3 separate regions of the Homo sapiens genome follow, and all the other regions are linked to region 3. The links are chromatin contacts, found by Hi-C or POLR2A ChIA-PET in ENCODE. All regions are on one chromosome and are shown on one strand. Each heading gives the region's core, a stretch centred on a gene start or an enhancer-like site at or near the end of the contact. The rest is flanking DNA. Distances are from core to core; before and after follow the strand shown. Region 1 overlaps ITCH (itchy E3 ubiquitin protein ligase). Region 2 overlaps ASIP (agouti signaling protein). Region 3 has its middle 25 kb from the start of ITCH.

What was found. A loop is a pair of places that touch in the nucleus more often than their neighbours do. ChIA-PET counts read pairs that join two places held with the same protein, here RNA polymerase II (POLR2A). Pooled maps may share reads with other maps.
Region 1: a pooled map shows a loop between it and region 3 (2.0-fold over the local background). The contact joins two enhancer-like sites. A Hi-C loop is called at or near these places in 1 of 50 pooled maps. POLR2A ChIA-PET finds 5 or more read pairs at or near these places in 2 of 52 experiments (CD4-positive, alpha-beta T cell and K562).
Region 2: a loop to region 3 is called in a pooled map, with 2.3 times the contacts of the local background. The contact joins two enhancer-like sites. A Hi-C loop is called at or near these places in 2 of 50 pooled maps. POLR2A ChIA-PET finds 5 or more read pairs at or near these places in 2 of 52 experiments (activated CD4-positive, alpha-beta T cell and common myeloid progenitor, CD34-positive).

Annotation. Positions count from the first base shown.
Region 1 is chr20:34,434,127-34,437,382 of GRCh38, forward strand. All of the region lies in intron 7 of ITCH (itchy E3 ubiquitin protein ligase), which reads left to right. Among named protein-coding and RNA genes, the nearest start is that of MIR644A, 31 kb to the right of the region's middle. Within about 2 kb of position 1,650, at least 2 of the 41 ENCODE cell types and tissues checked have a DNase peak (open chromatin) inside an H3K27ac peak, as active enhancers do.
Region 2 is chr20:34,268,954-34,271,852 of GRCh38, forward strand. It overlaps ASIP (agouti signaling protein), which reads left to right. Exons shown (of 4, transcript NM_001672.3): 4 at 38-391. The coding sequence ends at 214. It also overlaps a transcript of AHCY not described here. Among named protein-coding and RNA genes, the nearest start is that of ASIP, 29 kb to the left of the region's middle. Within about 2 kb of position 1,383, at least 10 of the 41 ENCODE cell types and tissues checked have a DNase peak (open chromatin) inside an H3K27ac peak, as active enhancers do.
Region 3 is chr20:34,336,733-34,339,765 of GRCh38, forward strand. No RefSeq gene overlaps it. Among named protein-coding and RNA genes, the nearest start is that of ITCH, 25 kb to the right of the region's middle. RefSeq lists enhancers at 1,528-1,637, 1,688-1,737. Within about 2 kb of position 1,664, at least 6 of the 41 ENCODE cell types and tissues checked have a DNase peak (open chromatin) inside an H3K27ac peak, as active enhancers do.

The DNA.
Region 1 (3,256 bases), core at 400-2,899, 97 kb after region 3:
ATTAGCTGGGTATGGTGGTGCATGCCTGTATTCCCAGCTACTCAGGAGACTGAGGCGGGAGGATCATATGAGCCTGGGAGGTGAGGCGGGAGGATCATGTGAGTCTGGGAGGCTGAGGCTGTGGTAAACCATGGTTGTGCCACGGCACTCCAGCCTGGGTGACAGAGGAAAACCCTAAGGGAAAAATAAAATAAAATGCACTAACTATATTAACTGCATTTTAAAAAAGAGTATAGTGAAGGAAAGGGGAATGGGAAGACAGCTTGAGGAACAGATAGGATTGAGGAAACATTTTAGGTTTGGGTGCTTGATTATATTTGTAGAGTAAGACAAAAGGTCTATAAGAAAGGAATATAATGAAGATGCAAGAAAGCATTAAAAGATGTTGGGCAGTCCTAGAGGATATAGTCTGCCATCCAGGACATGATAGGCAAATCATCCTTGAAGAAGGGGAGAGAGACTTTTTCAGACATGGGAAACAGATGGAGATGGTTAGTGGCACAGAGAAATTTTAAGGTATGGGAGAAAGTTGAGGGATAGCAGATAATCATTATTTTTAGGGAAGAGGAAGAGTCAGGGATAGCTACAGATTGGTATTAGCAATTTGAGGAGATGGAAAAGGTTTGCAAGGGGCACTGGGGATGGGTCCAGGAGTGGATTAGAGATGTAGAAACTGATTGATTTCTAAACAATATAGATAACCCAATTAAAGTTGTTGAATAATGTCAGCTGTAGCCAATGTTGGCTTGGTCTCTTTGACATAATCCAGTTTTAGGTATTTGAATACTCTATAAATACAAATACATAGACTGAAGCACAATTTTAATTTTTTTCTATCTTTTGCCTAGGTCTGTATGATTGTATAGGACTTAGAGCTTTTTGTCCTACCAAATTATTAATTTCTTTATTCCCATTAATTTTAATACCAGCACACTAATCTCATTAAACCCATGGTTTTACTACTAGGTTGTCAAAGTCATCCGTCATTTATAATTCCCTAGCTCCCAGGAGTCTTGAGCTGTGATTTTTTGGTTTGTTTGTTTTTGGGTTTTTTTTTTTTGAGACAGAGTCTTGCTCTGTTGCCCAGGCTGGAGTGCAGTAGCACAATCTCCGCTTACCACAACCTCAGCCTCTTGGGTTCAAGCGATCCTCCCAGCTCAGCCTCCCGAGTAGCTGGGACTATAGGCGCATGCCACCATACCCAGCTAATTTTTGTATTTTTAGTAGAGATGGGGTTTCGCCATATAAGCCAGGCTAGTCTCAAACTCCTGACCTCAAGTGATCTGTCCACCTTGGCCTCCTTAAGTGCTGGGATTACAGGCGTGAGCCACTGCAGCCGGCCGATTTCTTCTTTTTAATAAGAGGGGAGAAAAGAGTTTTTGTCTTTAATAATTGGTAGTGAAAACCTCTGACCTTTTCTTTACTGGGCCCAGTGGAAAATTTATTAGAATTGTTTGTAGAGCAGCCTGCCCTTTAATATGCTACTTTACTTAGTTTATTTACTCCACTAAAATACACCTGACTTCTCAACTGGAACATTCTCCAGCATTACTTGTTGGTCTGAGAGAATAGTAGTGTAAAAAGTAGATGAGGGGTTAGTTGTGGTGGAAGAATTTCTGGGAGGGGAAGCAGTTGGGCAAGGGTGAAGGAATTGAAACTACTAGGGAAAGTAGCCTATGATGAAGCCCAAGTGAGGCGTGAAGTGAGCTGATGAACTGTAAAGATTCTGGAAGGAGTTGAAGGTTGTGATGAGACTGAATAAAAGATACTGTAGGAGGCAGGTAGAATAAATAGGAAGTTGTAGTTAGAGGGATTTTAGAGTTCAAGATCTAGGAAGAGGAACAATTCTAAGTATCAAGGAAATTTAAGGAGTTGTACGGGTTATCAGATGACTCCATTGAAAAATTGAGATCAAAATGTTATAAGGGTGTACAGCATTGATGTTAAAATTCCCCAAATTTTAATCCCCAGCAACAAATCATAGCATTTTTGGAATCCTGTTTCTGCTGTACCTTTATCATAGTAGGTTTATCTCATGCACTGAATGTTCCTTCTCCCTCACATATCCCTAAAACTTGTCTAGCACTGAATGTGCAATTTAGTATGAATTTTCTAGCTGAAAGATTTTTAGGCATCTTGTAGTCAAGATAATACATTTTAGGATGCATTCTTGGGTCACATAACTCATCAGTAGCAGAGTCAGAGCTAGAAACCTTAATTTCCCAATTTTTGGTCTATTCTACTCATTGTTATCTGTTATTTAAAAAGCAGCAGGAACTCTTCTTTCAAACTAGTTAGGAACGTCTTAAAATAGCATGGAGAGGCAATACGCAGTCTTAAAATGGTTTTGGAAACCTCACTTAGAAGAAGAGAAGCAGTGTCAAAGCTGACTCTTCCTGCATTCAGACCATGTTCTGCAGGTAGTCAACACTAATCAGGTGCTGACTGCCAATTACTGAGGTGTTCCCTCTATTATAAGCATTTGGGGAACCCCCAAAGTAGTGCTTGTCATACCTTACTGTCCACATATATAATCTGGGGATCTTGTTAAAATGCTAGCTCTGATATAGTAGGTCTAGAATAGTTTTGAAGATTGTGCATTTCTGACAAGCTCCTGTATAGTGCTCGTCCGTTTGGTTTAAAGACCACACTTTGAATAGAAAGGCCCTAAAGGATTTCTGTGGTACACAGTTTGAAAATGTCTTTTAAAATATGAGGACTGGTACGCAGTGGCTCGTGCCTGTAATTGTAGCACTTTGGGAGGCCAAGGAGGGAGGATTGCTTGAGGTCAGGAGTTCAAGACCAGCCTGGGCAACATGGCGAAACCCTGTCTCTACGAAATACACAAAAGAATTAGCTGCGCGTGGTGGCAGGTGCCTGTAGTCCTACCTACTCGGGAGGCTGAGGCATGAGAACTGCTAGAACCTGGTAGGTGAAGGTTGCAGTGAGCCGAGATCACACCACTGCACTCCAGCCTGGGCGATGGAATGAGACGCTGTCTCAAAAAAAAAAGGAAAAAGAAAAAAACTATGTGAGGAGAGAGAGATGTTAATTAGCTTGACTGTAGTACTTTTTTTCACTATGTATATCAAAACATCATGTTATACTGTTTTTATTAAAAATAAATCATTGCAATACATGTTTTACAGAAAAAAAATTTAATACATGGTACTGCCTCTCTGTTTCTTTGTTTGTTTGAGACAGGGTCTCACTCTGTCTCCCAGGTTGGAGTGCAGTGGCGCAAGCTCAGCTCACT
Region 2 (2,899 bases), core at 133-2,632, 68 kb before region 3:
GTGGCCGGCTCATAAAGCCCCGGCGTTTCCCACGCAGAAGGAGGCTTCGATGAAGAAAGTGGTGCGGCCCCGGACCCCCCTATCTGCGCCCTGCGTGGCCACCCGCAACAGCTGCAAGCCGCCGGCACCCGCCTGCTGCGACCCGTGCGCCTCCTGCCAGTGCCGCTTCTTCCGCAGCGCCTGCTCCTGCCGCGTGCTCAGCCTCAACTGCTGAGCGCCCCCACTCCCGGCCGCGAGCAGGCAGGGCTTCGGGGACGCGGGGCGCTTCTCGGGCGGGTGATCCCTAACAGGGCGGCTTCCCAGGGCTGCAGGCGGGCGGAGGTTCCAGGAGATGGGACTTCAGGGAGACCTGGCTTGGGCTAAAATCGAAATACAATATATATAGGCTGCTCGAAGGTGTGCGGCTGTTTCTGTAAAGGTCCCGAAAGTTCTCGGTCCCTTCGCCACGGAGTCCCGCGCTGCTCTCCCGGGGCTCAGGAAACCCGGGCGTCCCAGCCTCACAGCTGCACTCCCAGTCACCGCTGCTGCCGACCTGGGGGTTAGGAACGAGGCTATCCCCTGCCTTTAAACCTGGGAACACCCGAGGCTGCCTCCAAAACCAGGAAATTCAGACCAGCCAGGAAGAAAGGAACAGCCTTTCAGTCTCACACATTTCCTCCTAGGTGCTCCCCTCTCCCCAGGGGAAAAAAAAAACGGAAAGAAAGAAAGAGGCCAAGCGCGGTGGCTCACGCCTGTAATCCCAGCACTTTGGGAGGCCGAGGCGGGCGGATCTCCTGAGGTCTGGAGATCGAGACCATCCTGACCAATATGGAGAAACCCCGTCTCTACAAAAAATATAAAATTATTTGGGTGTGGTGGCGCATGCGGTAAATCTCAGCTACTTGGGAGGCTGAGGCAGGAGAATCGCTTGAACCCGGGAGGCGGAGGTTGCAGTGAGCTGAGATCACGCCGTTGCACTCCAGCCTGGGCAACAAGAGCGAGAAACTCTGTCTTAAAAAAAAAAAAAAAAAAAAAAAAAAAAAAAAACAAGAAAAAAGAAAGAAATCCGAGGCTGGACGATCACTTGAGGCCAGAAGTTCAAGACCAGCCTGGGCTACATAGTGAGAGACTCCCCGCCACCCCACCGGTCTGTACAAAAAGTTTTAAAAATTAGCCGGGTGTGGTGGCATGCACCGGTAGTCCCAGCTACTCAGGCAGCTAAGTCAGGAGAATCACTTGAGCCCTGGAGTTGGAGGCTGCAGTGAGCTATGATCACACCACTGCACTCCAGGCTTGGCCACAGAGTGAAACTCTGGTTAAAAAAAAAAAAAAGGAAATAATCATTCCTGTTCTTGTTATAAATCCAAGGTAGTGTCCTGTTCCCTCTCTGTTCCTTAACACAAGAAACAAACACACACACCCCCACACAGGAAAGCTGCCAGATGCTTGTTTTGTTTTCTGTTATTTAGGTTGCAGTCCTACAGGGCAAGAACCTTTTGTTCCTTGTACCACAGTTGCTGCTGAGTAAATGTCATATTGGGAAGATACCGCAGTCACTCCTCGTGTTTTCCAGACACTGTTCACCAAGCAGGCACCATTTGGCCCCCAGGGGTGAGGCCAGGATGCAAAGCTAAAGACTCAGTCGATTAGTAACAAAGCCACTTGGCTGCTGGGTCCAGACAACCACATGGAAGACCAACCCATTCATTCATTCATTCAGCAAATGTGTATTGAGCACCTAGTGTGTGCCAGGTGCTGTGGACATAGTGGTGAAGAAGTCCAATATGGATCCTCTCCTTACAGAGCTTATGGGCCAGTGACCCATGGCCATTGTCTCTTGTTAGAGGTTAGAACCGTTGTTAGCATATGTGGTCTATTCCCTCAGACTATCAGTTTTGGTTTTTCTTTAGAGATGGGGTCTTGCTATGTTGCTCAAGCTGGTCTCAAACTCCTGGCCTCAAGCAATCCTCCTGCCTCAACCTCCCAAAGTGCTGAGATTACAGACATGAGCCACTGGGCCCAGCCAGTTCTTGCTTTTGTTTGTTTGTTTGTTTGTTTTGAGAAAGAGTCTCACTCTGTCACTCAGGTGGGAGTGCAGTGGTGCAATCTTGCCTCACTGGAGCCTCCAACTCCCAGGCTCAAGCTATCCCCCAACCTCAGCCTCCCAAGTAGCTAATTTTTGTATTTTTAGTAGAGACAGGGTTTCGCCATGATGGCCAGGCTGGTCTCAAACTCCTGGCTTCAAGTGAACCACCCGCCTCAGCCTCCCAAAGTGCTGGGATTACAGGTATGAGCCACCACGCCCCACCTCCTTCTCCTTTTCAGAATTCCTCCTCAAGCCTAAAGTGCTAAGAGCATGGTCCTGGGCCTCTCAAAACTCTGCTGGTCTAATGACCAGAACTGAAACTCACATTTGTGACTCAGAGTTATGGTTTGATTGTTGTGAGAATCTGGGACCGCCGTCTCCAACACCATTATTCATTCTATTTCTGTCTCACACACATAGGGTGAACTTGACCTAGGAAGATTTGCCCTACCTTTGTGGCCACTGATTGATTCAGGATCATTTCTTCCTGAAGGGCATAGCCTTAAACTTGTGCCCAAAGTTCTCATAGTGTGGCGTTGAACAAGCCTTTTTTTTTTTTTTTTTTGAGACGGAGTCTTGCTCTGTCACCCAGGCTGTAGTGTAGTGGCGCAATATGGGTTCACCACAGCCTCTGCCTCCCAGGTTCAAGTGATTCTCCTGCCTCAGCCTCCCGAGTAGCTGGGATTACAGGCATGCGCCAACACACCAGCTAATTTTTGTATTTTTAGTAGAGACAGGGTTTCACCATGTTGGCCAGGCTGGTCTCAAAATCCTGACCTCAAACTATCTGCCCACCTCAGCCTCCCAAAGTTCTGGGATTACAGGCTATGAGCC
Region 3 (3,033 bases), core at 414-2,913:
CTTGCCCTAAGGGAACTTAGCTGCTATGTTATAAGCACACTCAATGTTATATGCTATGTTATAAGCACAGCCCAATGCAGGGACACACACAGCAAGAAGTAACTGAGACTGCTTGCCAACAGCCAACTGCTTTGCCAGCCGTGTGCACGGGCCCGCTTGAAACTGTATCCTCCAACCCCAGTCCAGCTTCCAGATGACTGCAGCCCTGGTCAACATCTTGAAACTTATGAGATGTTTCTGGTGAGAATCACTCAACTAATCAGCTCCTGAATTCCTTGCCTATAGAAAATACCTGAGGTAATAAATGTTTATTGCTGTTTTAAGCTTTGTAGTTTTGGGGTAATTCCTGACACAGCCACAGACAATGAATACAATCACACTTTGCCTCCTTTTCCTTAAAATGAGGATGATGGGAGGACTTGCTTTATATAATCATGAGGATTCCATATGATACATGAAAAGAATCTGGCTAAGCTGGGTGCAGTGGCTCACGCCTGTAATCCCAACACTTTGGTAGCCCAAGGTAGGTGGATCGCTTCAGCCCAGGAGTTTGAGACCAGCCTGGGCAACACAGTGAAACCCCGTCTCTACAAAAAATACAAAAATTAGCTGGGCATGGTGATGTGCGCCTATAGTCCCAGCTACTCGGGAGGCTGAGGTGGGAGGATCGCTTGAGCCTGGGAAGTTGAGGCTACAGTGAGCTGTGATTGTACCACTGCACTCCAGCCTAGGCCACAGAACAAGACCCTGTCTCAAAAAATAAATAAACCAATAAATAAAAATAAGAAGAGTCTGGCTCATAGCAAATGCACAGCAGATAGGAACCAATATTGCTGTATTATTATATGGTCTCCACTAATCAAGAGGAGAGGTTGAGAGCTATATGAGGAAGGGCCAAAAGGAAAGATGAAGTAGCAACCCCCAGTCTCTTCATTTTCCTGGCAATTCAGCTCTGACTACATTTTCATAGAACCTCCTAAGACAGAAGCCCCATGGGGAAACTTGATCTCCCTAGAAGGCAGTGTAGGGACTATTTATCACTCTGCAAGCATTCCCCTTCGGGTGCTCAGTCTTCATCATCCCCACCACTAGAACTTATCAACTAATTTCTTGCTTATCTACTAGGAGTCCCCAGTCAACAGAATTGACTCCATCTCAGCACTTTCCAGGGACATTCCCAACCTCTGGAAGCTATCCAACAAAGGCTTCCTTTGCTCCTTAATTTATCTCTGAGAAGCAGGTTTAAATTTTAGCTCTGCTGGGTTGGGCACAGTGGCTCACACCTGTAATCCCAGTGCTTTGGGGAGGATGAGGCAGGCAGATCACTTGAGGTCAGGAGTTCAAGACCAGCCTGGCCAACATGGGGAAACCCCGTCTCTACCAAAAATTAGCTGGTCCTGTGATACACTAGCCTGTAGTCCCAGTTACTCAGGAGGCTGAGGTTAGAGGATCACGTGACCCCGGGAGGTGGAGATTGCAGTGAGCTGTGATGGCGCCGCTGTTCCCTAGCATGGGTAACAGAGTGAGACCCTATCTCAAAAAAAAAGACCTAAACAAAAATTTTAGCTCTGCTACCGATTTGTCCTTTGTCAAGTTACTCAACCCCTTGAGCCTCATCTCCTCGTCTGCCAAGCAGAAATAGCGAATATTTGCTTCCGGGTTGTTGGGGGAAGAAAATGAAGCAAGACAGCAAGGTATGAATGCTTTATTGGATGGAAATAATAAATTGTCAATGCCTCCGGACTCTCAGGTGCTGCTCAACGCCCTGCCCTGCCCCAGGAAGCTTCTCCCCACAGCGGAAGCCACTTAGCTCTCACATGCAGGCTCTGCCCTGTGCTGGGCTTGACACCAACTTTGGTGGTTTTTGTTTTTGTTTTCAAGATGGAGACTCGCTCTGTTGCACAGGCTGAAGTGCAGTGGTGTGATCTTGGCTCACTGCAACCGCCACCTCCCGGGTTCAAGCAATTCTTCTGCCTCAGCCTCCTGAGTAGCTGGGATTACAGGCGCCCGCCACCATGCCTGGCTAATTTTTGTATTTTTAGTAGAGACAGGGTTTTACCATTTTGGCCAAGCTGGTCTTGAACTCCTGACCTCAAGTGATCCACCCACCTCAGCCTCCCAAACTGCTGAGATTACAGGCATGAACCACCAGGCCAGGCCTCTGTTTTTTTTGTTTGTTTGTTTGTTTTGGTTTTTTTTTTTGAGACAAAGTCTCCCTCTATCACCCAGGCTGTATGTAGTGCAGTGGCACGATCACAGCTCACTGTAACCTCCACCTCCCAGGTTCAAGCGATTCTCGTGCCTCAGCATACTGAGTAGCTGGGAATACAGGCTTGCGCCACCGCATCCTGCTAATTTTTGTATTTTTTGTAGAGACGGGGTTTTGCCACGTTGGCCAGGCTGGTCTCGAACTTCTGATCTCAGGTGATCCACCCGCCTTGACCTCCCAAAGTGCTGGGATTACAGGCATGAGCCACCACTCCTGGCAGCTTTGTTTTTTAATCAGGGAACTTTTTTTTTTTTTTTTTTTGAGACAGAGTTTTGCTCTTGTTGCCCAGGCTGGAGTGCAATGGTGGGATCTTAGCTCACCGCAGCCTCCGCCTCCCAGGTTCAAGCAATTCTCCTGCCTCAGCCTCCGGAGTAGCTGGGATTACAGGCATGTGCCACCATGCCCGGCTAATTTTGTATTTTTAGTAGAGATGGGGTTTCTCCATGTTGGTCAGACTAGTCTCGAACTCCCGACTTCAGGTGATCCGCCCGCCTTGGCCTCCCAAAGTGCTGGGATTACAGGCGTGAGCCACAGCACCTGGCTTAATCAGGGAACTTTAACCAGATTTTATCTCTTTCATCAGGGGTTCAGCAGTAACTAGCATATGTGCCTGACTGAATGCCTCCTTCTTATGACCAAGGCCAGCTTAAGATAAATTATTTTTATTCCTATTTATTTATTTATTATTTATTATTATTACTTTTTGAGATAGAATCTCACTCTGTCGCCCAGGCTGGAGTGCAATGGCGCGATCTCGGCTCACT